2 separate regions of the Homo sapiens genome follow, and region 2 is linked to region 1. A link is an interaction called in ENCODE POLR2A ChIA-PET data of the cell type or tissue named here. Cell type or tissue: IMR-90. All regions are shown on one strand. Links, peaks and the distances in the headings refer to the core of each region. The heading gives the core; the rest is flanking DNA.

Evidence for each region. Peaks named below come from ENCODE experiments on the same cell type or tissue, not always from the same donor. Only the 100,000 strongest peaks of a DNase experiment are listed, where the experiment ranks them.
Region 2: POLR2A ChIA-PET joins it to region 1 with 10 read pairs; 2 of 35 experiments call an interaction of 5 or more read pairs at or near these places.

The regions. Positions count from the first base shown.
Region 1 is chr17:64,672,320-64,688,548 of GRCh38, reverse strand. No RefSeq gene overlaps it. Among named protein-coding and RNA genes, the nearest start is that of SMURF2, 18 kb to the right of the region's middle. In IMR-90, for the core only: CTCF peaks have their summits at 5,553 (motif pointing right) and 5,959; DNase peaks (open chromatin) are centred at 4,548, 5,598 and 8,628; H3K4me3 peaks cover 526 bases; H3K27ac peaks cover 6,356 bases.
Region 2 is chr17:64,562,295-64,578,523 of GRCh38, reverse strand. It overlaps SMURF2 (SMAD specific E3 ubiquitin protein ligase 2), which reads left to right. Exons shown (of 19, transcript NM_022739.4): 9 at 1-32; 10 at 6,568-6,726; 11 at 15,558-15,753. Among named protein-coding and RNA genes, the nearest start is that of CEP95, 63 kb to the right of the region's middle. In IMR-90, for the core only: no CTCF peak of the experiment used is centred there; a DNase peak (open chromatin) is centred at 5,543; H3K27ac peaks cover 226 bases.

The DNA.
Region 1 (16,229 bases), core at 4,093-12,092:
TTGCAGCTATTCTCTTCTTTCCTGAACTCAGCTTTCCCACCATAGCACTTGAGTGCAGTGGCTGAGGGAGTGGGCGCTGTAGTCACAGACCTGGGCCTGAATCTAGTCTCTTTCATTTAGTAGCTTTGTGACCTTGACCTAGTCACTTTCCCCTCTCTGACTTATTTTCTCATCTCTAAAACACGGAAACTAATATCACCTGGTCATGGTACTTGTGTTGTGGTCATATCGCTTGGTTGCTTATTCAATATCCATTTCTGGCCCCCATGTTTTCTTCCTACCAGAGCCCTGGTTTTATTCAGATATTCATACAGCCTCTACAGGCACACCCTTCCATCCCCCATATCCTCTACATAGCCAAGATCAGGAGAGGATTCCTCATTACTCAACTAATCTTGGAAATTCCATTCCCCTTTCTAATAATTGAGAGTGAGCCCATGATCAAATTCTGACCATTAAGACGTGAAAGGAGGACGGGTGTGGTTCCTCATGCCTGTAATCCCAGCACTTTGGGAAACCGAGGTGGGAGGATCGCTTGAGCCCAAAAGTTCAAGACCAGCCTAGTCAACATAGTGAAACCCTGTCTCTAAAAACAATTTTTAAAAATTGGCTGAGCATGGTGGCACATGCCTGTAGTTCCAGCTACTTGGAAGGCTGAGGCAAGAGGACCTCTTGAGCCCAGGAGATCAAGGCTGCAGTGAGCTATTATTACACCACTGCACTCCAGCCTGGGTGACAGAGTGAGACCCTGTCTCAAAAAAATAAAAAACAGAAAGGAAACATCCTGGTATGGAGGAGCTTCTGGGAATGATCTCTTCATCCTAAAAAGACAGAGGAAGAGATGATCTGTTTCTTCTAAAGACTATTTGCTCTGGATATGTGGCTTGTAACTGTAGTCACCATTTTGTGGTCATGAGGGGAGTGACCTGAGGGCAAAGCTCAAGCCCCAAGGAAGGAGGAGGCATGAGGTGGAAAGAACCTGTGTCCTTGAACAAATCAGGAAAGCACTGCCACTCCAACCACAGAATCAACCCTATCTTAAAACTACTTGGGGCCGGGCGCTGTGGCTCATGCCTGTAATCCCAGCACTGTGGGAGGCCAAAGCTGGTGGATCGCCTCAGGTCAGGAGTTCGAGACCAGCCTAGCCAACCTGGTGAAACCCCATCTTTACTAAAAATGCCAAAAAATTAGCCAGGCATGGTGGCGGGTGCCTGTACTCCCAGCTACTTGGGAGGCTGAGGCAGGAGAATGGCGTAAACCCAGGAGGCGGAGCTTGCAGTGAGCTGTGACCGTACCACTGCGCTCCAGCCTGGGTGACAGAGCAAGACTCTGTCTCAAACAAAAACAAAAACAACTACTTGGTGTATGAGATGTTCTATGAGATGAAAGCATTCTAAATGATACATCCCTTGGCATAGCCTCTGGCACATAGTAAGCCCTCAAGAAATATGAGCGCTTCTTATAATTTTATTGGCTTCTTTCTTTCAACTATTAAATGGTTTCAGATTTTATAGATTTTGGAAAAATACTTTACTGAATCTTAGTGACCCTTCCAGGTTTGGTAGTTTTCTGTTTGCTTATAGCTCTAGTTCTAGAGCAGGGGTGGGCACCATGCCAGTGAGCCAAATCTAGTCCACTGCCTGCTTTTGTAAACAAAGTTTTATTAGAACACAGCCACACCCATTCATCTATGGCTGCATCTACATTACAGTACCAGAGTTGAGTAGTTGCCACAGAGCCTCTATGGCACACAAAGCCTAAAATATTTATTATCTGGCCCTTTACAGAAAAAGTTTGCTTTTTGGTTGTCCCCGTTCTGGAGCAAATTCTTCACCTCCTCAATACAGATTCACATGGGAGGCCAGGCACAGTGGCTCATGGCTGTAATCCAGCACTTTGGGAAGCCCAAGGTGGGCAGATCACTTGAGGTCAGGAGTTCGAGACCAGCCTGGTCAACATGGTGAAACCCAGTCTCTACTAAAAATACAAAAATTAATAGGGCATGGTGGTACGTGCCTGTAATCCCAGCTACTTGGGAGGCTGAGGCAGGAGAATCACTTGAACCCAGGAGGTGGAGTTTGCAGTGAGCTGAGATTGTACCATTGCACTCCAGCCTGGGTGACAAAGCAAGACTCTGTCTCAAAAAAAAAAAAAAAAGATTCACATAGGGACCTAGTTAACAATGCAGATTGCAGCTTCCACCCAGAGATTCTGCTTCACTGGATATACTAATTAGTTCTTCTCTCTCTCTCTCTCTCTCTTTTTAGACAGGGTCTTGCTCTGTCACCCAGGCTGGAGTGCAATGGTGTGATCAGGCTCACTGCAGCTTCAACTTCCCATGCTCAAGGGATCCTCTTGCCTCAGCCTCCCAAGTAGCTGGGACTACAAGCATGTGCTACCATGCCCCCCTAATTTTTTCTATTTCTTGTAGAGGCGGGGTCTCGCTGTGTTACCCAGGCTGGTCTCGAACTCCTGGGCTCAAGCGATTCTCCTGTCTCGGCCTCCCAAAGTACCGCGATTATAGGCATGAGCTGCTGTGCCCAGCCTAGTTGGAACTCTTATGGGCTAGTGACTGAAAACCTGACCCAAACTAGGTGGAGGCTTTATGAATGGCTTCCTACAGGGCCTCCCATGGGAAAATCAAGATCAGATTTCACTCTCTTCATCTCTTGGCCCCTCCTGGTCTGTGTTGACGCCACTCTCAAACAGTGTCTGCCACTGAGTACAATGACCCAGTAGTGTCCGTCCTTCTTCGTCCATGTCCAATGCGAAAGGGGTATAATTTTTGTCTCAACATATTCTTTTTGTTTTTAATTGCCTACAGTACCTGTTTCAACATTTTCAGTAAGGCTGGAGAATCACTGTGATTGACAACCTCAGCACTGAAAATGCATCCTAGAAAACAGCGGAAAATTCTCTTCTTACCTTTCGTATTTTATGTATTGTCTCTTTGTTGGTTATCTGTCTTCCTCCACTAAATTACAAGCTCTAAGAACAGCGCTTAGCAACTAGCATATTCTTTTTTTTTTTAGATGGAGTCTTGCTCCATCCACCAGACAGGCTGGAGTGCAATGGTGCAATCTTGGCTCACTGCAACCTCCACCTCCTGGTTTCAAGTGATTCTCATGCCTCAGCCTCCCGCCTGGGATTACAGGTGTCTCCCACCACATCTGGCTAATTTTTTTGTATTTTTAGTAGAGATGGGGTTTTGCCATGTTGGCCAGGCTGGTCTCAAACTCCTGACCTCAGGTGATCCACCCACCTTGGTCTCCCAAAGTGCTGGGATTATGGGCATGAGCCACTGTGCCCAGCACCTAGTATATTCTTCGTTTTTTTTTTTTCTTTCACATCCCTGTCTAGTCACCCATCTGTATGTAGATCACTGATGATTACACAAATGAGGATAAGCAGTATTTATTGAGCTCTTTCTCCCTCTCATGTTTCACTTCTCTGTGGTGGAAAAGGAAAAAAGAGGCTCTGATGGGAAGTTGTGATCATGCCTGAGGAAGCTGAAGGCAGGCTGACTGGAAGAAGGGCATCCTATGTGATACTCCCATACCCAGGCACCCTAGGAATGCATCTCAGTTTTTTTTTGTTTTTGTTTTTTATTTGAGACAGAGTCTCGCTCTGTCACCAGGTTGGAGCGCAGTGGTGCAATCTCAGCTCATTGCAACCTCTGCCTCCTGGGTTCAAGCGATTCTCCTGCCTCGGCCTCACAAGTAGGTGGGATTACAGGTGCCCGCCACCACGCCCAGCTGGTTTTTGTATTTTTAGTAGACACAGGGTTTCACCATGTTGGCCAGCCTGGTCTCGATCTCTTGACCTCGTGATCTGCCCGCCTCAGCCTCCCAAAGTACTGGGATTATAGGCGTGAGCCATCGCACCCAGTCGCATCTCAGTTTTATAATGCTGGGGCTGCCTGTCTACCCTGTCCATCAACCCACCCCACCTCCACCCCCAGCAAGAAGAGCACGGTCGGGGATGGTCCAGTCTCATCTCATCTGGTCCACCCAGGCCATTTGGTGGAACTCTCGCTGGAGGATTTGAAAGCAGCCTCAACGTGGTTCCCCTGGGGTCACCTCTCAAAGGCCAGCCTGGGGAGGGTGGTGGTACATGAGAGGGGACTTCCATTCCCAGAGCTCCCTTGAAGGTGGCAGGCAGCCAATGGGGGACACTGAGCCAGAGACATCTGCCAGGATATGGATCTGGGAACCTGTCAGTCCCCATGCGTCTCCCATGGCAGGGCCTGGAAATCCCACCGTGGGGCCCAGTGCTCCTAGTAGATTCTTAATAAACATCATTTTGAATTAATAAATGTATGGGTATATTTGTTTTAAAATTGGGGTTGGGATCATTCCTCACATATATTTTAGTTCTCTGCTTTTTAAAAATTTATATATGTATATTATTAACATTCCCTTATGTCACTAAATGAATGAAGTATGAAAACCTGCGCAGAAAGAGTACATGCCAAATTTGTGGTAGTTCTTTTCTCTAGGGAGCCTAGGAAGAGACAGAGGGAGGGGAATTCTCTTCTTATTTTTTTCATATAAAAATATCTGAAAGGCCGGGTGCAGTGACTCATGCCTGTAATCCTAGCACTTTGGGAGGTTGAGGTGGGAGGATCACTTGCAGCCAGGAGTTTGAGACCAGCCTGGGCAACATAGTGAGAAAGAAAATTTTAAAAGTAATAAAATTAGCTGGGCCTGGTGGCACATGCTGGGAGCCCTAGCTACTTGGGAGGCTGAGGCAGAAGGATTCTGTGAGCCCAGGAGTTCGAGGTTACAGTGACCTGTGACCATGCCAGTGTTGTCCAGCCTGGATGATGGAGTGAGATCTTGTTTCTATTAAAAAACAAACAAACTATATATATATATATATATATAAAATATACACACACACATATATGAAGAAAAAATGTCTTTGGGAACATTATTTTCAATGATTACATAATAGTTTTTCAGGCCGGGCACAGTGGCTCACACCTGTAATCCTAGCCATTTGGGAGGCCGAGGTGGGTGGATCACCTGAAGTCAGGAGTTCGAGACCACCTTGGCCAACATGGTGAAAACCCATCTCTACTAAATGTACAAAAATTAGCTGGATGTTTTGGCACGCACCTATAATCCCAGCTACTCAGGAGGCTGAGGCAGGAGAATCGCTTGAACCCCGGGGGGCGGGGGCGGAGGCTGCAGTGAGCCAAGATCACGCCATTGCACTCCAGCCTGGGCAACAAGAGCGAAACTCCGTCTCAAAAAAAAAAAACAGTTTTTTATACAAGTATACCATATATTTTAAAACCAATCTCCTTTTGTGCATTTAAATTGCTTTCACTTTGTTGTCCTTGTAAACAGTATTGGATGAATATCCTTGCATATGTCTGTATTAGTCTGTTCTCACACTGCTATAAAGATAGTATCCGAGAGTGGGTAATTTATAAACAAAGGAAGTTTAACTGACTCACAGGTCTGCATGGCTGTGGAGGCCTCAGGAAAGTTACAGTTATGGCGGAAGGGGAAGCAGGCACCTTCTTCACAAGATGGCGGGAGAGAGTGTAAGTGCAGGAAAAACTGCCATTTATAAAACCATCAGATCTCATGCGAATTCACTCACTACCATGAGAACAGCATGGGGAAAATAGCCCCCATGATCCAATCACCTCTCTCCCTCCACACGTGGGGATTACAATTCGCGACGAGATTTAGTTGAGGACACAGAGCCAAACCATATCAGTGTCTTTGGGCAGACCTCTGATGATTTCCTTAGAATAGATTCCTAGGAATGTAACCTTACCATGTGCTTTGATATTTATTTATAAATTCCTTTCCAGTAAGGTTGAAACCAACTCAGTGGATAGGATTTTAAACACACAATGACAAGTTTTAATAAAGGAATGGCCACTGGGGGGTCTAATACCAAAAACAATTACTTAGAAATCTAGAAATTCTAGTCCGAGTGTGTTTATGCACCTCTGTAGGTAAAGGGCCCTTCTTGCTTCATAAATTTCTCCACAGTTAACAGTATCAGCTTTCCCAGATAATGGATGCAATTAAATATTCTCCTCTGTCATTTGGAAAATATGAAATGACATTGCTTTGTAATGATCTTGACATTCATTGATTCGGCCGTTAGTGAACAGCAGGGGGAAGTTTGCTTCTTACTCAACTCCTGAAGTTTCCTTACATGTGCAAGGATATTAATTAATGGAATACTTCTGACCTCTCACCGCCCCTTAGTTCACTCAGGCCTTGGAAAGATAGAACAACTTTCCCCACTGTGGATTTTAGAGTTTCTCTTGGTACCCAGTTGCTTACAGAGCACTTTGTCTTTTCTTTACTTCCTCCATGCCATTGGTCTTATTGGGATGAGCCTCCCATGATAGAAGCCCTGGGGAAGTCCAGCCTTACCTCAGGGGAGGCCTGAAGTTTTTATCTGGAATTTGGTGGGGGGTGCTACCTTAAAGACCCTACTAATGAAGAGGATGTATTCCAATAATTGACTTTGTTGTCAGAGTCTGTGATTATCACAATTATACACACTCTAAGAGGCTTCTGAGTGTCTTTTCTTTTCTTTTTTTTTTTTTTGAGACAGAGTCTCACTCTGTCACCCAGGCTGGAGTGCAGTGGCACGATCTCTGCTCACTGCAACCTTCACCTCCCAGGTGCAAGTGATTCTCGTGCCTCAGCCTCCAGAGTAGTTGGGATTACAGGCACCCACCAACATTCCCAGCTAATTTTTGTATTTTTAGTAGAGACGGGGTTTCTCCATTTCAGCCAGGCTGGTCTCAAACTCCTGACCACACGTCTCAGCTTCCCAAAGTGCTGGGATTACAGGCATGAGCCACCATGCCCGGCCCTGACTGTTTTTTTGTTTTTGTTTTTGTTTTTTTGAGATGGAGTCTCGCTGTGTCACCCAGGCTGGAATGCAGTGGCACGATCTCGGCTCACTGCAAGCTCCACCTCCCGGGTTCACGCCATTCTCCTGCCTCAGCCTCCCGAGTAGCTGGAACTACAGGCGCCCGCCACCATGCCTGGCTAATTTTTTTTTTTTTTTTGGTATTTTTAGTAGAGACGGGGTTTCACTGTGTTAGCCAGGATGGTCTCGATCTCCTGATCTCGTGATCTGCCCATCTCGGCCTCCCAAAGTGCTGGGATTACAGGCATGAGCCACCGCGCCCGGCTTTTTTTTTTTTTTCTTGAGATGGAGTGTTACTCTGTTGCCCAGGCCAAAGTGCAGTGGCACGATCTTGGCTCACTGCAACCTCCACCTTTCAGGTTTAAGCAATTCTCCTGCCTCAGCCTCCCCAGTAGCTGGGATTACAGGCATACATCACCATGCCTGGCTAATTTTTGTATTTTTAGTAGAGATGGGTTTTCCCCATTTTGGCCAGGGTGGTCTTGAACTCCTGACCTCAGGTGATCCACCTGCCTCGGCCTTCCAAAATGCTGGGATTACAGGCGAGAGCCACCGCACCTGGCCCTGTCTTTTTTTTTTTTTTTTTTTTTTTTTTTTTTTTTTTTTAATGAGACAGAGTCTTGCTTTGTCGCCCAGGTTGGAGTGCAGTGGCACTATCTCTGCTCACCGCAAGCTCCGCCTCCCGGGTTCATGCCATTCTCGTGCCTCAGCCTCCCGAGTAGCTGGGACTTCCGGTTGCCCACCACCACGCCCGGCTCCGGCCCTGACTGTCTTTTAAGATGTTAAAAAAAAAATAGCCTAATTTTCTTCATCCAGAGGGAGGTGAACATGGTAGATGATCTCTGGTGGTTCTCCCATTTAAAATTATATCATTAATTAAAATGAATGAGGCCAGGCACGGTGGCTCATGCCTGTAATCACAGCACTTTGGGAGGCTGAGGTGGGTGGATCACCTGAGGTCAAGAGTTTGAGACCAGCCTGGCCAATATAGTGAAACCCTGACTCAACTAAAAAAAAAAAACACACACAAAAATCAGCCAGGCATGGTGGCAGGTACCTGTAATCCCAGCTACTTGGGAGGCTGAGGCAGGAGAATCCCTTGAGCCCAGGAGGCAGAGGTTGCAGTGAGCCAAGATTGCACCACTCCACTCCATCCTGGGCAACACAGTGACACTCTGTCTCAAAAAAAAAAAAAAAAAAAAAATTAACGAAAATGACAAAACTCTAAGTAATATATTATCAGACACATTCACACCACAATATAATTTATGAATCGATCAAGTAGTCAATTACACGATGTAAAATACTCATATTATATGCTTTCCTGTTTGGATAGGCCAGACAGATGGGAAAGCAGGTGCCTACTTACTGACTGAAGGTGAGAGGAGAAACTGAGCTCCATGAGACAAAAGGAACCTGAAAGATGAGAGTCTTGAGTTCTTTGGTACAGGCAGGGCAGAGAAGGAGGAAATAAGGCTGGAGGTGGGCAGGGGCCCGGCAATGCTGGAAATGCCACACAAAGCTCTCTGGACTGGGTCCTGAGGGCAATGAGCAGCCATTGAGGAATTTTAAGCAATGGTTTGACATTGACCCACAGGCTTATGAGTCATGTTGATCTCATTCTGGCCCATATTCTCTGCATTACCCATAAAGACTGCATCGTACAAATATTTCCACTTCTCCGCCCATCTCGCCCTTAGAGAATTGTGTTGTAGCTACTACAGTTCGTATTTTGAGGATGATTGGATATGACTTTTTTTTTGAGCCTGTTCATGTTGCTCAGTCGTCCAAAGTAGTTGCAGTCGAGTGATGCCCCGGCTCCCTTCCCCCGGGGCTGGAGCTGCTACCTCATCCTGAAAAGATGTGTTGCTTCATGCTATCGTCTTACAGCAAAACATGCATAGATAACTTTTCAAACATTTAATTGTAATACTTCCATGCTTAAATCACCAAATTGGCTTTGGAAAATATGCAATCTCTTCAAATTACATTCTCTTTTATCTCAGAATTCACAATATAACAGACTAGTGTGTATACTTAAAATGGGTGCATAAAATGGTCTAGATTTACATGATTTTCTATTTTTAAAAAAGTGCAGCATTATAAATGCAACAAAAAATGAAAACCTGTTGCAGAATGTGTTTTGTTATCTGTATCGTATGTGATAAAGTATGGAAGAGACTTAGAAGTATTCATTTCCCAGGGCTCCTGAGACAAAGTACCACAAATTGGGTGGTTTAAAACACAAAACAATACAGTTCTGAAGGATAGAAGTCCAAAATCAAGGTGTCAGCAGGGCCACGCTCCCTCTGAGACTTTGGGTAGAATCTTAGGTTGCCTCTTCCTGGCTTCTGGTGGTGGCTGGCAATCCTTAATATTCAGTTTGCAGCTGCTTCACTCCAATCTCTGCCTCTGTCATTACATGGCATTCCTCCTGTGTGTCTCTGTCTTCACATGGAATGTTTCTCTTCTTAAAACGACACAGGGCCAGGCACGGTGGCTCACGCCTGTAATCCCAACACTTTGGGAGGCCAAGGCAGGCAGATCACTTGAGGCCAGGAGTTTGAGACCAGCCTGGCCAACATGGTGAAACCCTGTCTCTACCAAAAATACAAAAATTAGCTGGGTGTGGTGGTGGGCACCTGTAATCCCAGCTACTTGGGAGGCTGTGGCAGGAGAATTGCTTGAACCCAGGAGGCGGAGGTTGCAATGAGCCAAGATTGCACCACTGCACTCCAGCCTGGACAATGGGGTGAGACTCTGTCAAAAAAACAACGAAAAAGAATGCAGTCATATTGAATTAGGACTCACTCTAAAGCCTCATCTCAACTTGATTACATCTCCAAAGGGCCCATTTCCAAATAATGTCACATTCACAGGTACCAGGGATTAGGACTTCCACATATCTTTTTGGAGGTCACAATTTAACCCATAACAGAGGTCATCTAGCCCACCTCTCTACTGCACACATGAATCTGCTGTACAATCTCTGTCTAGTTTTAAGACTTAGGCACAGGAACGATGGTCAATGTAAGGCAAAACCAGGTAGGTGTGGTAGGGGCTGAAAGAAAATCTTAACACTAGATTGTTTCATTCTCACCAGGGTGAGATAGTTGCTGTTGAACTGACCTCGCCATAGAAATTAATTAGAGAGCTGGGTGGGTAAGGTAAGGCCTGAGGGGTGAGGTAGGCAAAGTCCGATGTTGGGCGGAGTGCAGAGCTAGCCAGTGGCAAATCCAGCTTATGTCAAATATTCTGGAGGTACATACGTGAATAGTCATTACCTCTAGGTCACCACAGTCCAAAAGACATACAATGAGAGCCATATTTGTAATTTCAAATTTTCTAGATGAAATGAGCTTCAATTACTACATATAGTATATATATATACACTATATATACAGTATATATAGTGTATACATATACAGTGTATATATATACAGTGTATACATATACAGTGTATATACACTATATATACTATATATATAGTATATGTACAGTATATATACTATATATATAGTATATATACAGTATATATACTATATATACTGTATATATACTATATATATATATATATATATATATATTTTTTTTTTTTTTTTTTTTTTTTTTTCAGACAGAGTCTTGCTCTGCACTCTGTCACCCAGGCTGGAGTGCAGTGGCAAGATCTCGACTCACTGCAACCTCCACCTCTAAGGTCCAAGTGATTCTCATGCTTCAGCCTCCCGAGTAGCTGGGACTACAGGCATCCACCACCACACCTGGCTAATTTTTTGTATTTTTAGTAGAGACAGGATTTCACCATGTTGGCCAGGCTAGTCTTGAACTCCGAACCTCAGGTGATCCACCCTAGGCCTCCCAAAGTGCTGGGATTACAGGTGTGAGCCACTGTGCCTGGCCAATATTATATTTTATTTAACCCAATGTAGGTATATCCAAAATATTATTTTAACGTGTCATCAATATAAAAAATATTAATAAGATATTTTGCTTTTTTCTCCATACTGAGTCTTTGAAATCCACTGTGTATTTTACACTTGCAGCCCATCACTAGCCAGGTTTCAAGTGCGCACTAGCCATATGTATTACGCCGCTCTAGATTGTAGAAGCGTGGCAGCTGGGTGGTGGGATCCAAGCCGTGGGCTGGGTTCCAGGTGAGAGTCCAGTTCTGGGGAAAACATGGGCAGGAGCAAGACAGACAATCAAGGATCTCTGAGGATGAGCTTAGGACAGATCTGAAAAGGAAAAGGGGTTTCAAGTGGAGACAAAGTAAATGCAAGGAACAGGGGCCCACTTAAACTTGCTTAAGTAAGGGACAGGGTGGTTATTCACTGGGGGACCTCTTGGAAATGGAGTGTGAGAAGTACACCTGAGCCAGGAGAACTGGCAGGGAATCTGTCAATCACTCTCTTTGTCTCCCTTTCGAGGGTTGAGAAGTTTCTTAGCTTCTCTCTGTTTGTCTGCTTTGTCAGTCTCTTTCTATGAATTCATTTCCTTTTTTTTTTTTTTTTTTTTTTTTTGAGACAGGGTCCTGTGATGTTGCCCTGATTGGTCTCGAACTTGTGGCATCAACTGGTCCTCCTGCCTCACCTGCCAAAGTGCTGGGATTACAGGCGTGAGCCACCATGCCTGGCCTTCAGTTCACCATTTATTTATCTACTGGAAAAGACCTGGGCCAGATGCAGTGAAGGGTAGAAGTCCAAAATCAAGGTGATGAAATCATCCAATCAATCACCCAATCACAGAAGCTAGGGTCACATTTCCTACCTGTGTCTCTGCAGATCTGGGCTCCCCCATGCCAGTTGCCTTCTGCCTTCTCAGGGTGGTAAGAAGGTAGTCCCTACACGCATCTCTTCCTGAGGAAATCTGCCCTCGTCTGTAGCTCTAATACAGCGTCCCAGGCTCCATCCCTGGAGATGCTGATTCTGTAGGTTGGGGTGGGGCCCATGAATGTACATTTCTAATGCTACTGGTGCAGAGAACCCACCTTGAGAACCACTGCCTTACAGCAGGTATAAGCCCAGGTAGCTGTGTTTGTACTAAGGGAGCTTGGCCTCCACTGACGGAGCCAAACGTGTGTGGCTGACCAAAAAGCCAATGAAATTTTCTCTCCTTAAAACATGAGATGGGGACACTGGGAGATTGAACTAGACACGAGGAGCTGAGTTGAGAGGTCCTAGAGTTGGCAGCTGAGAAAGCCACTTTAAGACTACAGGCCAGTCACAGTGGCTCACACCTGTAATCCCAGCACTTTGGGAGGCCGAGGCGGGCAGATCATGAGGTCAGGAGTTCAAGACCAGCCTGGCCAACATAGTGAAACCCCGTCTCTACTAAAAACACAAAAAATTAGCCAGGTGTGGTGGTGGGCGCCTGTAGTCCCAGCTACTTGGGAGGCTGAAGCAGGAGAATTGCTTGAACCTGGGAATCGGAAGTTGCAGGGAGCCGAGATCTCGCCCCTGCACTCCAGCCTGGGTGACACACCGAGACTGTCACACACACACACACAAAAAGACTACAGTAAGGTCTTTTCATTTTCATTTCTTTCTTTGTGTGTGTGTGTGTGTGTGTGTGTGATGAAGTCTCACTCTGTTATCCAGGCTGGAGTGCAGTGGTACAGTCTTGGCTCACTGCAGCCTCCGCCTCCCAGGTTCAAGCGATTCTCCTGCCTCAGCCTCCAGAGTAGCTGGGATTACAGGTGCCTGCCACCACACCTGGCTAATTTTTGTATTTTTAGTAGAGATGGGGTTTCACCATGTTGGCCAGGCTGGTCTCAAACTCCTGGCCTCAAGCAATCTACTCACCTCGGCCTCCCAAAATGCTGGGATTACAGGCATACGCCACCGCACCTGGCCAAATTAGTGATATTTTCAAAGTGAAAGAAAGTTAACTTTTAAGCAGTGGTATAAATTGCTGAGCACTTGATGTTAGCCTCTTCTATGGTGGATAAGCTGTATTAAATTTGAAATTTACACTACAAAAATAGCTTTGCAGGAGTACAAATATTAATATAACCTTACCTCAGACAGATTTTTTATTACTGGAAACAACTTTTGTATGTAAAAATATATATTAATGGCTGGAGCAGAAGAAAAATACCAACCACAGATGGTAAGCATTTTCTTGCAGAGTCACATCAAATTTTGACATTAGCCCTGGAAAACAGAAAAATGTTTTAAACAAAAGCTTTGAAATATTCTGATAACCATGTGTAGATTTTCACTTATGGTCTCGGATGCTATCATAAAGAATACACCTTTAAGTGATTAGTAAAATACATTAATGAAAAAGTTTAAAACTTTTGGTCGGCTGGGTGCAGTAGCTCACGCCTATAATCCCAGCGCTGTGGGAGGCCAAGGCAGGAGGACTGCTTGAGCCCAAGAGTTTGAGACCAGCCTGGCAACATAGTGAGGCCCTGTCTCAAAAAAAAAAAAAAAAAAAAAAATCAGCGGAGTATGTTGCCATATGCCTGTAGTCTCAGCTACTCAGGAAACTGAGGAGGTAGGATTGCTTGAGCCTGGAAGGTTGAGGCTGTAGTGACCCGTGATCATGCCACTGCACTCCAGCCTGGGCAACAGCGTGAGACCCTGTCTCACACAAACAAAAAACATTTTCTTAGAAAATGCTATTGAATGAGTTGCTGTTATAGCATTTCACTGGACAGTTATATTAAATATCATTTATGGGAAAGGATTAATTTTATTGGTATAAAACAGGTGGTGTCACTATATTTGAGACAGATACCTAAAACAATGATTTGATAAAACATGAACAATTCTCCTGAAAATAAATTAGAAGTCATAAGGGAATAAAAATGATTTGAAAAGATTTTCTGCAATTTTTATACCCATCAAAGGCATGTGCATGCACAATTTACTTTCGAAGTAGATTTCCATTTTAGGAAGAGAGTAAAGGGTGAATTCCCTAAGAATTGTTATCTCTCCCATTTTTTTTTCTCAAAAATATATCTAAAACTGTTGCTGTGATAAAGCACAGTTGCTGTGATAAAGCAATTGGGTGCATTTAATGCTGAAAGTTTAGCTTTCCTTAATACTGTAATTTAGAAGAGTGCAGTTCATTTTGTTGTTGTTGTTGTTGGCTTAGAACAACACACATTTATTTCCTTTACAGTTCTGGAGGTCAGAAGTTTGAAAATGGGCCTCACTGGGCTAACATCAAGGTGTCAGCAGGGCTGCCTTCCTTCTGGAGGTTCTAGGGTACAATCTGTTTCTTGCCTTTTCCAGTGTATAGAGGCCACCTACATTCTTTGACTCATGTCCCTTTCTTTCACCTTCAAAGTCAGCAGCATAGCATCTTAGTATCTTCCTTTTTTTTTTGAGATGGAGTCTTGCTTTGTCCCCCAGGCTGCAGGTGCACTGGTATGATCTCAGCTCACTGCAACCTCTGCCTCCCAGGTTCAAGCAATTCTCCTGCCTCAGCCTCCGGAGTAGCTGGGATTATAGGCGCACGCCACCATGCCTGGTGAATTTTTGTATTTTTTTTAAATAGAGACAGGGTTTCACCCTGTTGGCCAGGCTGGTCTTGAACTCCTGACCTCAAGTGATTCGCCCGCCTCGGCCTCCCAAAGTGCTGGGATTACAGGCATGAGCCACCACGCCTGGCCAGGAGTGCAGTTCTTAAAGTGTGGTTCCCTGATGAGCAGCATCACCTGGGACCTTAGATACGCAATTCTAGAGCCCCACCCTAGACTGTCCCTCTGAGAAACTCTGGAGCTGGGACCCAGCAATCTGTTTAACAAGTTCTCCTGGTGATTCTGATGCAGGCTGAAGTTTGAGAACCGCTGGGATAGCGGTTCCCAAACTTGGTTGTTTGTCAGAGTCCCCTCTGGAGCTTTTATAAATACTTCTCAGCCTGACCACAGAAAATTTGGATGCAGTAGGTCTGGGATGGGGCTAGGAACCTGCTTTTTCAACCACAGATGACCTGGGTTTGGGAGCCATTGGTTAAAAAGCATTATTAATGAAATTTAGTCCAGGTTGTTAATGAGTCCGTCTCCCTCCCTTCCTCCTTTCTTTTCCTTTCCCTCCCTGTCTCCCTCTTTCCCTCCCTTTCTTCCTTCTTTCTTAAAAAAATTCTCTTTCACAAGACTGTCCTTTAATTATTATAATTTTTCCATCTCAGTAATCAGTAACTTCAAGGCCTAGTACAGTGCCTCGAACATATAAATTAATAAATGCTGGTGCTCATGCTTGTAATCCCAGGACTTGGGGAGGCCGAGGTGGGCAGATCACCTGAGGTCAAGAGTTCGAGACTAGTCTGGCCAACGTGGAGAAACCCTGTCTCTACTAAAAAATACAAAAATTAGCTGGGGGTGGTGGCAGGCACCTGTAATCTCAGCTACTTGGGAGGCTGAGGCAGGAGAATCTCTTGAACCCGGGATGCGGAGTTTGCAGTGAGCCAAGATCGAGCCACTGCACTTTAGCCTGGGTGACACAGAGAGACTCTATCTCAAAACAAAACAAAACGGTGATTGAATGAATCTCATAATAATATTTTGATGTGTAAAGAATGGTCCTGTTTTCATGTCCAATGCTATTTTCCTTTTCTCAAAGACTTTTACACCTGAATGCATGTAATTGATTTTATATAAGATTCCCATCTGTTAATTTTCTGCTTTATCTTTCCCAAGTTCCAGCTATTAATTTGGTAGTTCCCTACATGTTGTCATTATAATGTACATACATCCCCCTTTGGGGACATAACCATGTCCCCAAGGGAAGAGAAACATATACACTTTTCTTTTTTTAAAGGTGTCTAACCCAATCATCTCTGAAATCTGAGCCTGGACTAGTTGAGGCCATTCACCTAAGAAAGGCCTGCAAAATTACTTTCTTATTAGTAGTATTCTGTGTGTGTGTGTGTGTGTGTGTGTGTGTGTGTGTGTGTGTGTGTGCGCGCGTGTGTTTTGTCACTTTGTTGCCCAGGCTGCAGTGCAGTGGCACAATAATGGCTCACTGCAGCCTTGACCTCCTGGGCTCCATGATCCTCCCACCTTGGCCATCCAAATTGCTGAGATTACAGGTGTTAGCCACCACGCTTGGCCCCTATTCTGTTTTATTTTTTCTTTTATTTTACTTCATTTTATTTTATTTTATTTTTATTTATTTATTTATTTATTTTTGAGACAGAGTTTCACTCTTGTTGCCCAGGTTGGAGTGCAATGGCTCGATCTCGGTTCACCGCAATCTCTGCCTCCTGGGTTCAATTGATTCTCCTGCCTCAGCCTCGAGAGTAGCTGGGATTACAGGCATGCACCACCATGCCCAGCTAATTTTGTATGTTTAGTAGAGACATGG
Region 2 (16,229 bases), core at 5,373-13,372, 110 kb after region 1:
GTGAGCACATGGCATGATCCAAGAGTGCCCAGGTAAGAACGTATTTTAAGCACTCTTTAGACCATCAAAGAGCCATTTCACCTAGGATTTCTTTGATTTTTAAGAAATTTTTACCTTTTAAAAATAGTTTATGTAAAAGTTTGACTCTTCTGATAGTTACTTCAGTTTTAACGTTTAGTAGAAAGTCCTGCCTACTGCTCTGCAATCCCACCTCAGTTCTCCCCTCCCTCACCAGTTCCTAGCCACCCTCCCCTGCTTCCCCTTAAAAAAAAGTGGAATAGGCAGGGCATGGTAGCTCATGCCTGTAATCCCAGCACTTTGGGAGGCCAAGGTGGGCAGATCATGAGGTCAAGAGATCGAAACCATCCTGGCCAACATGGTGAAACCCCATCTCTACTAAAAATACAAAAATGAGCTGGGCGTGGTGGCGCGTGCCTGTAATCCCAGCTACTCGGGTGGCTGAGGCAGGGAATCGCTTGAACCCAGGGAGGTGGAGGTTTGCAGTGAGCTGAGATCACGCCACTGCACTCCAGCCTGGCCACAGAGCGAGACTCTGTCTCAAAAAAAAAAAAAAAAAAAAAAGTGGAATGAAAACATGGATCTTTTAGGAGTTTGAAATTTGTCCTAGGGCACCAAGCAGGTGGCTCTTACCTGTATTCCCAACACTTTGGGAGGCTGAGGCATGAGGATCACTTGAGCCCCAGGAGTTTGAAACCAGTCTGAGCCACATAGACCTGGTCTCTACCAAAGATTAAAAATCAGCTGTATGTGGTAGAGCACATCTGTTGTGGTCCCAGTTGCTTGGGAGGCTGAGGCAAGAGGATTGCTTGAGCCATGGAGGTTGAAGCTGCAGTGAGCCTTGGTCGTGCTACAGCACTCCAGCCTGGATGACAGAGCAAGACCCCATTTCTCTCTCTCTCTCTCTTTTTTTTTTTTTAGTGTTTTATTTATTTATTTATTTATTTATTTTATTATACTTTAAGTTCTAGGGTATATGTTCACAACGTGCAGGTTTGTTACATATGTATACATGTGCCATGTTGGTGTGCTGCACCCATTAACTTGTCATTTACATTAGGTATATATCCTAATGCTATCCCTCCCCCTTCCCCCCACCCCACAACAGGCCCTGGTGTGTGATGTTCCCCTTCTTGTGTCCAAGTGTTCTCATTGTTCAATTCCCACCTATGAGTGAGAACATGCAGTGTTTGTTTTTTTGGCCTTGCGATAGTTGGCTGAGAATGATGGTTTCCAGCTTCATCCATGTCCCTACAAAGGACATGAACTCATCCTTTTTTATGGCTGCATAGTATTCCATGGTGTATATGTGCCCTTAATCCAGTCTATCATTGATGGACATTTGGGTGGATTCCAAGTCTTTGCTATTGTGAATAGTGCCGTAATAAACATACGTGTGCATGTGTCTTTATAGCAGCATGATTTATAATCGTTTGGGTATATACCCAGTAATGGGATGGCTGGGGCAAGACCCCATTTCAAAAAAAGAGAAAGAAAATTCGTGTAGTCCCAGCTGCTCGCGAGGCTAAAGTGGGAGGCGGAAGTTGCAGTGAGCTGAGATCACACCACTGCACTGTAGCCTGGGTGACAGAACGAGACCCGTCTCAAAAAAAAAAAAAAAAAAAAAAAAAAGGATAGAAAAAGAAAATTGACCTGGGGAATAACGGAACACATACCCTTTAAAAACGGGTAGTAGGTTGATATTCTTAATTATGGTTCAGCTTAAAAAAAAATCTTTGAAAAATTTAACCTCATAAATGCATTCAATGTTCTGTTATGTGTTCCTTAATAAAATTCCATTTTTAGAAAACAACGTAATTTAATTAATTAATTAATGTTTTTGAGATGGAGTCTCATTCTGTTGTCCAGGCGGGAGTGCAGTGGTGCAATGTCAGCTCACTGCAACCTCCGCCTCCCGGGTTCAAGTGATTCTCCTGCCTCAGCCTCCTGAGTAGCTAGGATTACAGGCACCTGCCACCATACCCAGCTAATTTTTGTATTTTTAGTAGAGACGGGATTTTGCCATGTTGTCCAGGCTTGTCTTGAGCACCTGACCTCAGGTGATTTGCTCACCTCGACCTACCAAAGTGCTGGGATTACATGCGTGAGCCACTGTGCCTGGCCCTAATTTAATTTAAATATCCAAACTTGTGTATTTCAGCTGCAGATATTGCATTTCCTAACCAAAATGTCAATTACTTTTAACTTCAAAAAGATGAAATGACACACAAATAAATTTAGTGATTTACCATAATTTTTGGAACATTGTTTTCTCCCTGCCTCCCTCCCTCTCTTTTTTTTGAGACAGGATCTAGCTCTGCTGTCCAGGCTGGAGAGCAGCAGTGCAGTCCTGGCTCACTACAACCTCTGCCTCCTGGGTTCAAGTCATCCTCCCACCTCAGCCTCCTGAATAGCTGGGACTACAGGCATGCGCCACAATACCCCGCTAATTTTTGTATTTTTAGTAGAGATGGGGTTACGCCATGTTGCCCAAGCTAGTCTCAAACTCCTGAGCTCAAGCAATCTGTGCACCTCGGCCTCCCAAAGTGCTGGGATTACAGGCATGAGCCACCATGCTTGGCCCTATTTTGAGTTATTTTTTAATGAACAGATGCAAAGTACCAAGTAGTCCAGTTACAACTGGAAAAAAGCTTGAATTCTAAATTAAATTCTAAATCAACTTTGTATGTTGCACATACAAAGGATTTGTAGGATGTGGATATTTTATGTTAAGCACAGCAGCGCCCCTCCTCCAAAACAAACCCCCAGAACAACCCACAGAAGGTTGTTTTTTTTTCCTGCCTAAAGCTTATGCTCAGGACTCTATTGTGTATTTGAATAAAAAACAGATGTGACTAGCTAGTCTTGGGTTGCTTTGATACTCTCTATTTATAAATAAAACTGTGATTATGAAAATGTCTTACTTTGTGTTATAGAGCTCAGAATTCTTTGAGGGTGGCAACCAAGGGAATGTGCTATTACTCATTACTTTATCAAGGTTGCCATTTCCATGTCTTGACAATATAAGCTGTTAGTTTTTAAAAAGTAGTGGGGGCCGGGCTCGGTGGCTCACACCTGTAATCCCAGCACTTTGGGAGGCTGAGGCAGGAGGATCACTTGAAGTCAGGAATTTGAGACCAGCCTGGCCAACATGGTGAAAACCCGTCTCTACTAAAAATACAAAATTAGCCAGGCATGGTGGCATGTGCCTGTAATCCCAGCTACTCAGGAGGCTGAAGAAGAAGAATTGCTTGAACCTGGGAGGTGGAGGTTGTGGTGAGCCGAGATCGCACCGTGGCACTCCAGCCTCGGCAACAGAGCAAGACCCCATCTCTAAAAAAATAAATAGATAAAAAGTAGTGGGGAGGAAATTTTACTTTTTTTTTTTTAAGCTTACTAAAAAAAGAAAAAAAAAATCCAAGGGCCTAACTTTTCAAAATCAGTTTTATTATATAAATTGTAAAAAGCTTTTTGGATTCTGTTTATCTAGTTGAAGGTCAATAATAAGCTTTTCTTTAAATTAATTAGAAATTACTTGTAGGAAATGTATAGAATAACAATGATCATTTTTTTTAACTAAATGATTTACAATAGTGAGAAAGTTGACCTTGAGTTACATGTTGAAAGAATAGTATGTAAGCTGGCAACAGAAATTGAAATTGAGACAGATTTCAGCACCACTGTTGGTAACAGGCTCTTATTCCAGAGGAAACATGTCAGTTTTTTATTAGTGAGTAAAGGATTTCTGCGAAGCTTTAAGAATATCTCATGTTGAGTATTGACATGTATTTTGAATGATGATTTTATGAAATAACACTTGGGATTATTTTTCTTATTCTGTATCCCCCAAATTACCTTAAAAACTTACATCTTTTGTTTTGGAGGATCCTTTAGCAAATATGCCTTTTGTATGGAAGATCTTTTATGAAAGTATACTATAAATATTTAGTTTCTATTACAATATCACTATTCGAAGATATTTATAAAATTGCAAAGTCAGACTCTTTAAAACAAACTTTATTTAAAGATATCCAGGATACCTAGATTTATCCAAGAAATCTCATTTCATCATGTTTTGCATTTCTCTTTAAAACAATGGTTAATGCCTTGTTATTTGTTATATTGCATACTGAGTGACTGTAGTCTTGAAATACAGATCTGTGTTACTTTGTATGACTGTATAACATTCCATTTTTCTTTAACCAGCTCCCAGTGAGACATAAAGATTATTTCTAGTGTTTTGCTCTTTTAATCAGTGCTTTAGCACTCTCCCGTGTATGACTGTAGATTTATAAAATTCTAAATAAAATGACATGAAATGAAATTCTACATTTTATCAGTAGAATTGTTCATTTTTTATTTTAATTTTTTTTTTAACTTTTAGGTTCAGGGGTACATGTGCAGGTTTGTTATAGGTAAACTTGTGTCATGAGGGTTTGTTGTACAGATGATTCTGTCACCCAGATACTAAGCCTAGTACCCATTCGTTATTTTTGCTGATCCTCTCCCTTCTTCCACCTTCCACCCTCTGATAGGCCATAGTACCTGTTGTTCCTCTCCATGTGTCCATGTGTTCCCATCATTTAGCTCCTACTTATAAGTGAGAACATGCAATATTTGGTTTTCTGTTCCTGCTTTAGTTTGCTAAGGATAATGTCCTCCAGCTCCTGTTTTTCATTTCTAAACCATTAAAAATCTATTTGGGGCCGGTGCAGTGGCTCATGCCTATAATCCCAGCACTTTGGGAGGCTGAATTTGGGAGGCTGAACTCCCTGAGTTCTCAGCTTGGGGAGGAAGCTTCAGGTTTCCTATCCCAGTCTTGCTGCTGGCCTGCCCTTCTGCCTACCTGCCACTCAGGTACCATCTTTACTCAGTCCCCCGAACTCCCTTTTTTTTAAAATTTGAGGAGAATTCTTGGAACTTTCCCTTGCCTCTTTTGAGACTAGCAGTGTTTCAAATGGTGTTTTTTCCTACACTTTAGCTGTTCTGTAGCAGGAGTCTCTTGGAACACCTATAGCAGAAGTCAGAATGATTGCTTTGGCAAATATAGGTCCCTGTGTGCCCATCATTGGTTTCACTGTGACTAAGGAGAAGTCATCTCAGGAAAAACATTTTTCTAGTATAACTTTTAAAATGTGGTTTTGATGAAATTTGTGATTACTTATAATTATCTGTTACAATTTAAATTTACATAAACATGCTGCTTTTATCTTCTCCTCCTCCTCCTCCCCCTCCTCCTCCTCCTCCTCCTCCCCTCCTCCTCCTCCTCCCCTCCTCCTCCTCCCCTCCTCCTCCCCTCCTCCTCCCCCTCCTCCTCCTCCTCCTCCCCCTCCTCCTCCTCCCCCTCCTCCTCCTCCTCCTCCTCCTCCTCCTCCTCCTCTTTTTTTTAATAAAAAGAGGACCACAAAAACAGTTTTACTATCTAGATGCTTGAGTTTGCTTGGTCACTTTCAGAGTATGTCGTTTCTTTGGTATTTACACATGGCTCTGGTAACCTAAAGTATTCATTTAAGGCAGGAAATGACCTGATCATATCATACATTGTTACACGCAGTCTCAATTATGTCACCAAGGGCAGTGACTTTTCTCTTCTGGTGGATGACAACAGCAATTTCCACACTTTGGAAGCTTCACTGAAATATTTTTTTCTAACAGTGTAGAGGATAAGAATTTGCAGTTCTATTGCCAGTTTATTACAGAGGCTACAACTCTGGAACAGCCAAATGGAAGCAATGCTTAGGACACAGTATGGGGGGAGGGCAAGGAGCTACCATGCCCTCTCTGGGCAGGCCACCGTCCAGTACCTCAGTGTGTTCACCAACCTGGAAGCTCCTTAACTCATTCTTTAAGGCCCTATTAATCCTTCTCTATATATACTAGTATTTTAAGAATGTATAATATAATAGCAATAGTCTTTGGTCCATTAAAAATCTTAGCTTTTCTTATTGCAGTGGTAACCCTTAGAGCACTCTTGGTAATGTATCTTAAACAGGTTCTTCATTGACTAACTTTACAGATTTTAGAATTGCAGTTTATTCTTTAAAAATATGCTGTGATTATTTTCAGGATCATAATTTCAGTAACATTTCCAGTTTTGCTTTGTTGGCGAGCTTAAAATTATGGAATGGACATTTTATGCAAATTTTATGGTATAGTAAAGAAATGAAGGGACATTTTAGAAAGCATTTAATTCTTTATGTCACTGACACTTGTAAAATTACTTCCTGTCAAACACGTGTTGAAATACAGTTTATGTTGGCAAATATTGGGATTGATTTTATATTAATTTAAATCTGTATTACATTAAAGCCTAGGAAATTACTAAAAAATGTAGGCTATGTGATAAGTTTTTCTGAGCCATTTATGGATTGGGCTTTGAAGATGAAAGTTTGTTAAACCATTGGGAATTAAAGATTCCAGCTGAACATCTCAAGTTTCTGAAACAATACATTTTCTCACACTTTGTGGAATTGTTCTGTGTCATTTACACTTGCTTGGTTCAGCAGGGCGAGCAATGAGGTATTTTTTATTTTATATTTGTTTTTGCAGGGATCTTAGCAACATCAATTGTGAAGAGCTTGGTCCATTGCCTCCTGGATGGGAGATCCGTAATACGGCAACAGGCAGAGTTTATTTCGTTGACCATAACAACAGAACAACACAATTTACAGATCCTCGGCTGTCTGCTAACTTGCATTTAGTTTTAAAGTAAGTTTTTGAAACAATACATGTTAAAATGGGAGTTAAACATGATGAAACGCATAGATGCTTTTAATAATAAATGTGAGTCTCGATACAGTGGCTCACGCCTTTAATCCCAGTGCTTTGGGAGGCCGTGGCAGCAGGATCACTTGAGGCCAGGGGTTTGAGACTAGCCTGGTCAATATAGTGAGACCTCATCTCTACAAAAAAAAAGTTGTTTAAATTAAAAAATTAGCTGGGTGTGGTGGTGTATGCCTGCAGTCCTAGCTACTTGGGAAACTGAGGCAGGAGAATCGCCTGAGCCCAGGAGTTTGAGGCTGCAGTGGACTATGATCACACCACCCCAACTCCAGCCTGGGTGACAGATGGAGACCCTGTCTCTTAAAAAATGAAAGAACATCTACTTTCATCAGTTATAATTTACTTTTATTGAGCAAAATTTATGTAAGAGTGTGACAAGGTTTACTCTGATATGAGTATTTTAAACCTACTATGCTTTTAGGTAGGAACCTGTCTTGGAATGTTAGGAAAAGGGTTATTAGAGGTGCTCAAGATGGCCTTTTACAGAGGCAATATCTTGACAGGAGAAGTAGGGGTTGAACAGGCTAATTTTGTGTTGCCATTGTAATACAAAATTATTAATAATTTATATTAATGGCTAACACCTTAGTAGCACTTACTGTGTGACAAGCATTGTTCTTTATACTTTACATATGTTGGTAAGGCCAGGCATGTGGCTCATGCTGTAATCCCAGCACTTTGGGAGGCTGAGGTTGGAGAATCACTTGAGCCTAGGAGTTCAAGACCAACCTGGCCAACATGTGAGTCCTATTCTCTTCAAAAAATTTTTTTAAAATTAGCTGGTCATGGTGGTGCGCACCTGTGGTCCCAGCTACTCAGGACACCGAGGTGGGAGGATCTCTTGAGCTCAGGAGGTCGTGGCTGCAGTGAGCTGTGATCGCGCCACTCATTCTAGCTTGGGCAACAGAGTGAGACTCTTGTCTTTAAAAAGCAAACAAACAAAAACACCCCAAGTTCGTAATTTCATCCTCAGAAAAACTCTGTGAGTTAGCTACTGCCATTTTTACAGATGAGGAAACTGAGGTATAGAGGTTACATGACTTTCCATACGTTGCCAGTGGTGAAGTCTGGAGTGAAACCAGGATGCTCTGGCTTCAGCTGCCTGTGAGGCACTATACTGAGTATTGTGTGTATATTATTTGCATCCTTTGCTTTTCTTTTCTCTCTAGCTGCCTCATTTCTTCTAACTCTGTTACTTATTAGCATTGCCTTCTGAAGAATGGGGGCAGGAGGAGGAAAAGAGAGAACAGGAAAACTTCATTACTAAGCTAAGTAGCAAAGTGTCTTTTTCAACACTTCTGGCAAAAACACTGAGAGTGGTATAGCAACAAGGATTTTAGGCTAAGAACTTGGAGAGCAAGGTTCACTCTGACCCCTGAATAATTCATTTTAGCTTCTCTAAATGAATGGTGACATTACCTGCTCTGTCTTATTCATTTGTTGTAAAGTTCTTATGTATGTTAAAATGTTAAAAACACAACAAAAATAATAATATACTTTAAAATGACTTCTGAAAATGTCCTTGTTTCATTAATTTTTGGAGTTAGGTTAATAAAGCAAAAAATTTAAATGAGAACTGGCTACCAGTTTTTTAGGATAATAGGAGAAAACATTGAAAATGTGTATCTTTGGTTCCTTCTTCGAAATATGTATAATTATCCTGGCAGTCTCATTATGTCAGCAGATCTTACTTTATTGTAGATAGAAGATTCTAAAACCTTGCTTACAAATGAAGGTCGCAAGTATTTGAAAGCCCTAATGTAAAAGTATCTGAAGAAACAGAGAAGTATGGACTGTTTCTGTGCATTAGGGTCTTTATAGCCTAGATAGCAAAATAAGTGTCATCTGCAGTCTACCCTTTGAGTAACACTGCTCTAGGGCGCTTGCCTGGTTGTGGAATTGCTATGTCGTAGAATATTTCTATCTTCAACTTTAATGTATAAAGGTAACTTTTCTAAAGTGGCTATGCCAGTTTAGTCTTTTACCGGCAATATATGAGTTCCTGTTGCTGCAGAAGCTTGCCAGTACTTGCTGTTGTTGGACTTCAAAATTTTTGCTGTTCTGATGATGTTTAATGGTTTCCCATTGTAACTTTAACTTGAATTTTCCTAATTACTGATGAGGTTGAGCACCTTTTTATAGGTTTATTGACTATTTGGATTTCCTGTTTTTGTGAAGGTCCTGTTCACAATTTTTTGCCATTGTCTATTGAGCTTGAACAGCTTTTTTTTGGCCTATTGACCAGCTGCATCAACTTTTTTTGTTAATTTATATCTTTTTTGCCTATTTTTCTAATGTAATCTTTATCTTCTAAAATTCACACTACAAGTAAATGTTTTTAATACATTTATAGTTTTGTCTTTTACTGTAAAGTCTTTAATCCATGTGGACTTTACTTTTGTGTATGGATTTTTTTTTTTTTAGATGGAGTTTCCCTGTTGTCACCCAGGCTGGAGTACAATGGCGTGATCTCAGCTCACTGCAACCTCCACATCCCGGGTTCAAGCAATTCTCCTGCCTCAGCCTTCCAAGTTAGCTGGGATTATAGGTGCTTGCCACCACGCCGAGCTAATTTTTGTATTTTTAGTAGAGATGGGGTTTCACCGCGTTGCCCAGACTGGTCTCGAGCTCTTGACACCTCAGGTGATCTGCCCGCCTCGGCCTCCCAAAGTGCTGGGATTACAGGTGTGAGCCACCACGCCTAGTTCTGGAATTTTTTTTGAGATGGAGTCTTGCTTTGTTGCCCAGGCTGGAGTGCAGTGGTGCTATCTCAGCTCACTGCAACCTCTGCCTCTTGGGTTCAAGCGATTCTCCTGCCTCAGCCTCCTGAGTAGCTGGGACTACAGGCGCGCACCACCACGCCCAGCTAATTTTTGTATTTTTAGTAGAGACGAAGTTTCACCGTGTTAGCCAGGCTGGTCTCCAACTCTTGGCCTCAAGTGATCCTCCTGCCTCAGCCTCCCAAAGTGCTGGGATTACAGGTGTGAGCCGTTGTGCCCGGCCTGGGTTTTTTTAAAGGGCATATAGGGGCAGCAAATTGGAATTTGGGGAGATGATAAGGAATAAAAGATGTTGGAGCACTCTACAGAGGGCTTTTGTTTTACTTTTGTATCTTAATTGTTTGTTACCTTTCTGCTTCCCCTACTAGACTTTGAATTACTTAAGAAGACGTGTATCCCATTTATTTTTGCTGCTTTAGTATGTAACATACCCAAAGTACTTGACAAATGTACAATGGTAATCAAGAGCCAGTATGGCTCTCTGAGAGGCCCAGGAAGCCTCCAAGAGGTGGTTGTGCTTTATTTACCTCCTGCCTCCAGGATCATCCCTTTAGGTCAAGCTTGTCCAACTCACGGCCCTTAGGCTGGGCCCAGGACGGCTTTCAGTGTGGCCCAAAACAAGCTGGTAAACCTTCTTAAAAACCATTATGTGGGCAAGGCATAGTGGCTCAACGCCTATAATCCCAGCACTTTGGGAGGCTGAGGCGGGCGGATTGCCTGAGGTCAGGAGTTCGAGACCAGCCTGGCCAACATGGTGAAACCCCGTCTCTACTAAAAATACAAAAATTAGGCCAGGCGCGGTGGCCCACACCTGTAATCCCACCACTTTGGGAGGCCAAGGCGGGTGGATCACAAGATCAGGAGATCGAGACCATCCTGGCTAATACGGTGAAACCCCATCTCTACTAAAAATACAAAAAAATTAGCTGGGTGTGGTGGTGCACGCCTGTAGTCCCAGCTACTCGGGAGGCTGAGGCAGGAGAATTGCTTGAACCAGGGAGGCTGACTTTGCAGTGAGCCGAGACAGCGCCACTGCACTCCAGCCTGGCAATAGAGCGAAACTCCGTCTCAAAAAAAAAAAAAAAAAAAGCCAGGTGTGGTGGCGGGTGCCTGTAATCCCAGCTAGTTGGGACCCAGGAGGCTGAGGCAGGAGAATTGCTTGAACCTGGGAGGTGGAGGTTGCAGTGAGCCAAGATCACACCACTACATTCCAGCCTGGGTGATAGAGCCAGACTTTGTTTCAAAAACAAAGCAAAACATTATGAGATTTTTTTAACAGCTCATTAGCTATTGTTAGTGTATTTTATGTGTGGCCTGAGACAGTTCTTTTTCCAGTGTGGCCCAGGGAAGCCAAAAGATTGGACATCTCTGCTTTAGGTAATAGATGTTTGCCTTGATGTTGCCAGTAGAATATTTCAGTAGAACAGTTACAGATCTTCCATCTTTTTGCTGAATAGTTAGTTGTATTAAATAACTGAATGAAAAATAATGTTCTGAAGGAATAACTACAGGTGGGATGATTAGAAATGTCTGTTGTCTTTTCTGTTTGTTGGAGTAAATGACAGGAAGTAACTTGAAGAACATTTGACTAGTTTTCTTATAATTGTTAGTTTTCCAATTTTGTTGATTAGTTTCCATTAATATGGCCAGCATTTGCATTATCTGGAAGTTTTATACATATTCCTAATAGAAAGTTTTCATTTGAACATTTTTGTATTTTAGTATTAATTTGTTCCTCTCTTCAATATCTTTGATTTCAAGTTACTGTGCTATGAAAAAGCTTAAGGCTGGGCATGGTGGCTCACACTGGTAATCCCAGCACTTTGGGAGGCCGAGGCGGGTAGATCACTTGAGGCCAGGAGTTGGAGATCAGCCTGGCCAACATGACAAACCTGTCTCTACAAAAAAAGTAGGCGTGGTGGTGCATGCCTGTAATCCCAGCTACTCGGGAGGCTGAGGCATGAGAATTCCTTGAACCTGGGAGGTAGAGGGTGTAGTGAGCTGAGATCGCGCCACTGTACTCCAGCCTGGGCGACAGAGTCTCTATCTAAAAAAAAAAAAAAACTCTCTGTCAGCGGGGCACGATGGCTCACGCCTGTAATCCCAGCGCTTTGGGAGGCCGAGGTGGGTGGATCACAAGGTCAGGAGTTTGAGACCAGCCTGGCCAATATGGTGAAACCCCGTCTCTACTAAAAATACAAAAATTAGCCGGGCATGGTGGCAGGCACCTGTAGTCCCAGCTACTCGGGAGGCTGAGGCAGGAGAATAGCTTGACCCTGGGAGGCGGAGGTTGCAGTGAGCGGAGATTGCGCCACTGCACTCCAGCCTGGGCAACACAGCGAGACTGTCTCAAAAAAAAAAAAAAAAAAAAAAAAAAAAAACCAGAAAGCTTAAGCATTTCTACATCCGTTTTTGTTTTGTTTTGTTTTGTTTTTTTCTTCTTAAGGACAGGATTTCACAACTCCAGCTACTAGTTCGGTAAAGTCCCTAACCTGATAGATCCTCCCTGGGGTTTATATTCGTGTTACATTACATAAAATATATAAAAATTATTTGCAGCATTAAAGTTTCTGTCATAAATTAACTTTAAAGTGATAAATTAGTTTTTATTCAGCTATGTAATGTAGTATATAATTTATATGTGAAACAATTTATTGAGATACATAAGAAACAATTTTAATCTTAAAATTGTAGTTTTAAAAAGATTCATAAGGCACTAATTTTAAATTATAACAGTTAATTTATTAATCTTTACATATCAGGATATGTCGGATAGAAGTATCTTTTCTATTAATGTTTGATTTCTATTTTTTAAAGATTTTTAAATTGGGGGGTTTTTCTTTAGACAAGTGTTAACGGAGTTTTGAATCTATGTCTATGAGCCGTCAAATATAGTATTACCTTATTTGGTACATCTATTATGGTTTTTATTGTTTTTCTCTCTTGGAAATTTTTTTGGCAAAAATGTCATTAGAATATAAATTATATTGCAAAACATTGCCATTGGGGTTTAATAAATAACTTTGCCAAGGAAGCATATTCTTCTAAGAAAGCATTTTAGTCAGTTTTTTTTTTTATTTCCTTTGCTTGAAAAGCATGTTTTTGTAACTCAGTAACTATCTTAATAGTAGCTATAGTAACTGATATTTATTTTGCACTTACCATGCTCTGAGTGCCCATGTCATCTTCATTGCAATCCTGGGCTACCTCTTTCTCATCAGTGAGAAAAATGGGGCCTCAAGCAGTTACAGAACTTGTCCAGAGGTGCATAAAAGGTGCTAGAGCTGGGATTTGAATCCACCCAGTCTGACTATGGAGGTTTTTTTTTTTCCCTTCATGTTTTGATTCCAGTAACACTAATTACTTATTTCCCTTCCTTTGACTGGCATTGCATGAAGATATTCTGCCTTATACCCTTAAAGGAAGCTTTTCTTTTTAAAGAAAAAGATGACTTATGGGCAAGGGGATTACAATTTGAGTCTTTTCCCTGCTTATCAGATCTACTTGATTTCAAGAAAATCATTTGCTTGTTTGATAAAGCCTTTAGACATTGGCAGAGGCCCTAAAGGATAGACCAGCACCCCCACTGTTTCCTGGCCTGCACTCTCACATCAGCCCTTACAGAACTGCCCCTTGCACCCTAGCACACCTGAAGAGACAGGCTGCTTTATTGGGTAGTTAGATTTTTTTTTTCCCTGAGTGCATCAGGAACAATAGTTCCAGGCTAGCTGCCCACATCCCAGAAGGATTTTCTCCTGTGTCCGTTTTTGTCCTTCAGCTCTAAGCCACCTTTCCATTTGCATGGCTTGGTCTTTCACAGGAGGCTTTGTGAAGAGGCCTGATATCTGCTGGATTTTTTAAAATCAGCCTTATTGAAATATATTGACATACAATAAACTGAATATTTAAAGTGTACAGTTTAAGTTTTGATATACACCATGAAACCATCACCACAGTGAAGATAGTGAACATATTCACCACCCCCAAAAGTTTTCTCTTGCCCTTTTGTGATTTCTTCTGTCCCTCCCTGTGGGACTTCCACCCTGTGTTAGTTTCCCAGGGCTGCTGTAACAAAATACCACGAACTGGATGGCTTAAAACAACAGAAATTCATTCTCTCACAATTCTGGAGGCAGAACTACAGGGTAAGGGGCTGACTCTATAGTAAGTGATAATGAGTTCCTTCCAGAGGCTTTGAGAGAGAATCTGTTCCATGCCTCTTTCCTAACTTCCCAGTGGTTTCTGGAAACCTTGGTGTTCCTTGGCTTGTAGACAAATTGCTCCAGTCTTTGTCTTCTGTCCTCCCATAGTCTTCTTTCCTGTATGTATGTATCCTAATTTCCCTCTTCTTATAAAGACATCAGTTTTTGGATTTAAGGCCATCCTAATCCAGTATGATCTTACCTCACCTTAATTTTATCTGCAAAGACCTTATTTCCAAATAAGGTCAAATCCACAGGTTGACCAGATGTTGAGCCTTCAGCATATCTTTTGGGGGACACACAGCTCAACCCATAACACCCCATCTCCAGCCAACTGCTGACCTGCTTTCTGTCAGTATATTAGTTTGCATTTTCTAGATAAATGGAATCATGCAGTATGATTTCTTTTACTCACATAATGAGATTCATCATTGTTACATAGTTCATTTCTTTGTATTGTTGGTGGTATTCCATTGTATGGGTATACCACAGTTTATTCATTTATCTACTGATGGGCATTTGGGTTGTTTCCAGTCTTTCGCTATGACAGATAAAACTATTATGAACATTTATGTGCAAGTCTTTGTATGTATATGCCCTCATTTCTCTTGGTTAAATAAATAACCTAGGAGTAGAATGGCTTCTTTGGCAGAATCTTTTGCCATGCCCCCAGCCCTCCCAAATCGAGCAGCTCAGTTTTTTGTTGAGTTTTGAGCTTCTTTAGATATTTACATATCTGATATATGCTTTCCAAAGGAATTTTCCTAGTCTATGACTTGACTTGTCTTTTAGTTTTCCTAAACAGTGTCTTTTGAAGAGCAGCAATTTTCTTTAAGCTGAGGGTGGTATTGGGTGCCTGTAGTTCTAGCTACCAGGAGGCTGAGGCAGGAGGATCACTTGAACCAGGAGTTCAGGGCCAGCCTGGGCAATATAGCAAGACCCTGCCTCTTTAAAAAAAATTTAAAAATGGATGTTCTGTTTATCCATTTGTTCTTTCATGGATTGTGCTTTTGGTGTTATATCTAAGAAATCATTCATTGCCTGATGTATGTCATAACAAATTTTCTCCTGTGCTTAGAAGTTTTATGGCTTTGGATTTTACATTGATGTTTGCAGTCCATTTTGAGTTACTTTTTGTATCTGATATGAAATATACCCAAGTTCATTTAAAAAATAAGATTATACAGTTGTTTATGGAATGCATTTATGTACACGGTAATCTGTTTTGATTTTGTGTGTATGTTAAAACATCTTTATTATAGTATTTGTAAGAGTAGTTAATATTGACTTGGCATTTTAAACAAAGGTGTATTTTCTTTGTATGGTCATATGTTTTAGGTATAATATTTGGCCTGGTGTATAAAAAGAAGGGATCCCTGCCAAGCTGCCTTTCAGACTCCTGTTTGGCTCTTCCAGAAAGAAAGAGTCTAGATAACAAGCAGTGTTTGGCACATGCCTGAATTTTAAAGTGGGTGATGGTAAACTCTGTAGGGGAAAATGGAAGCTATATTGGAAAAATTTGTCCTCAGAAGCTGTATAAAGCTTTATGGATAAAATTCCATTATCCAATTCTGTCAGTTTATGTGGACTATGAGAAATAAACTTTGTAGCTGGTTTATTGCTGCCAAAAAATGTCAAGCCAAGTATATGTTCTACTAAGGCTTGGAAAATGATAGAGCTAGACTTGCTTTATAATATGATGCTATTTTAAATCTATAATTGCAATTTTTAAAATTTGATATACTTTAATAATAACATCTATGTTTACTTCTAGTCGGCAGAACCAATTGAAAGACCAACAGCAACAGCAAGTGGTATCGTTATGTCCTGATGACACAGAATGCCTGACAGTCCCAAGGTACAAGCGAGACCTGGTTCAGAAACTAAAAATTTTGCGGCAAGAACTTTCCCAACAACAGCCTCAGGCAGGTCATTGCCGCATTGAGGTTTCCAGGGAAGAGATTTTTGAGGTAAATTTACGAGCCTTATTTTGTTTTACTATTTTTTTTTCCAGAAACCCATTGCTTGCTAATACAAACCTTATTTTAAATTAGAGAGAAATTGGCCGGGTGCGGTGGCTCACGCCTGTAATCCCAGCACTTTGGGAGGCTGAGGTGGGCGGATCACCTGAGGTCGCAGCTCGAGGCCAGGCTGACTAACATGGAGAAACCCCATCTCTACTAAAAATACAAAATTAGCTGGGCATGGTGGCACATGCCTGTAATCCCAGCTACTCGGGAGGCTGAGGCAGGAGAATCACTTGAACCCAGGAGGCGGAGGTTGCGGTGAGCCGAGATTGTACCATTGTACTCCAGCCTGGGCAATAAGAACGAAACTCCGTCTCAAAAAAAAAAAAAAATTAGAAGTTAAATTTGTTTTATGCTCTTTTCCAAGAATACCGAGAGTGCTAATTTTTCTCTCTCTCTCTTTTTTTTTTTTTTTTTTT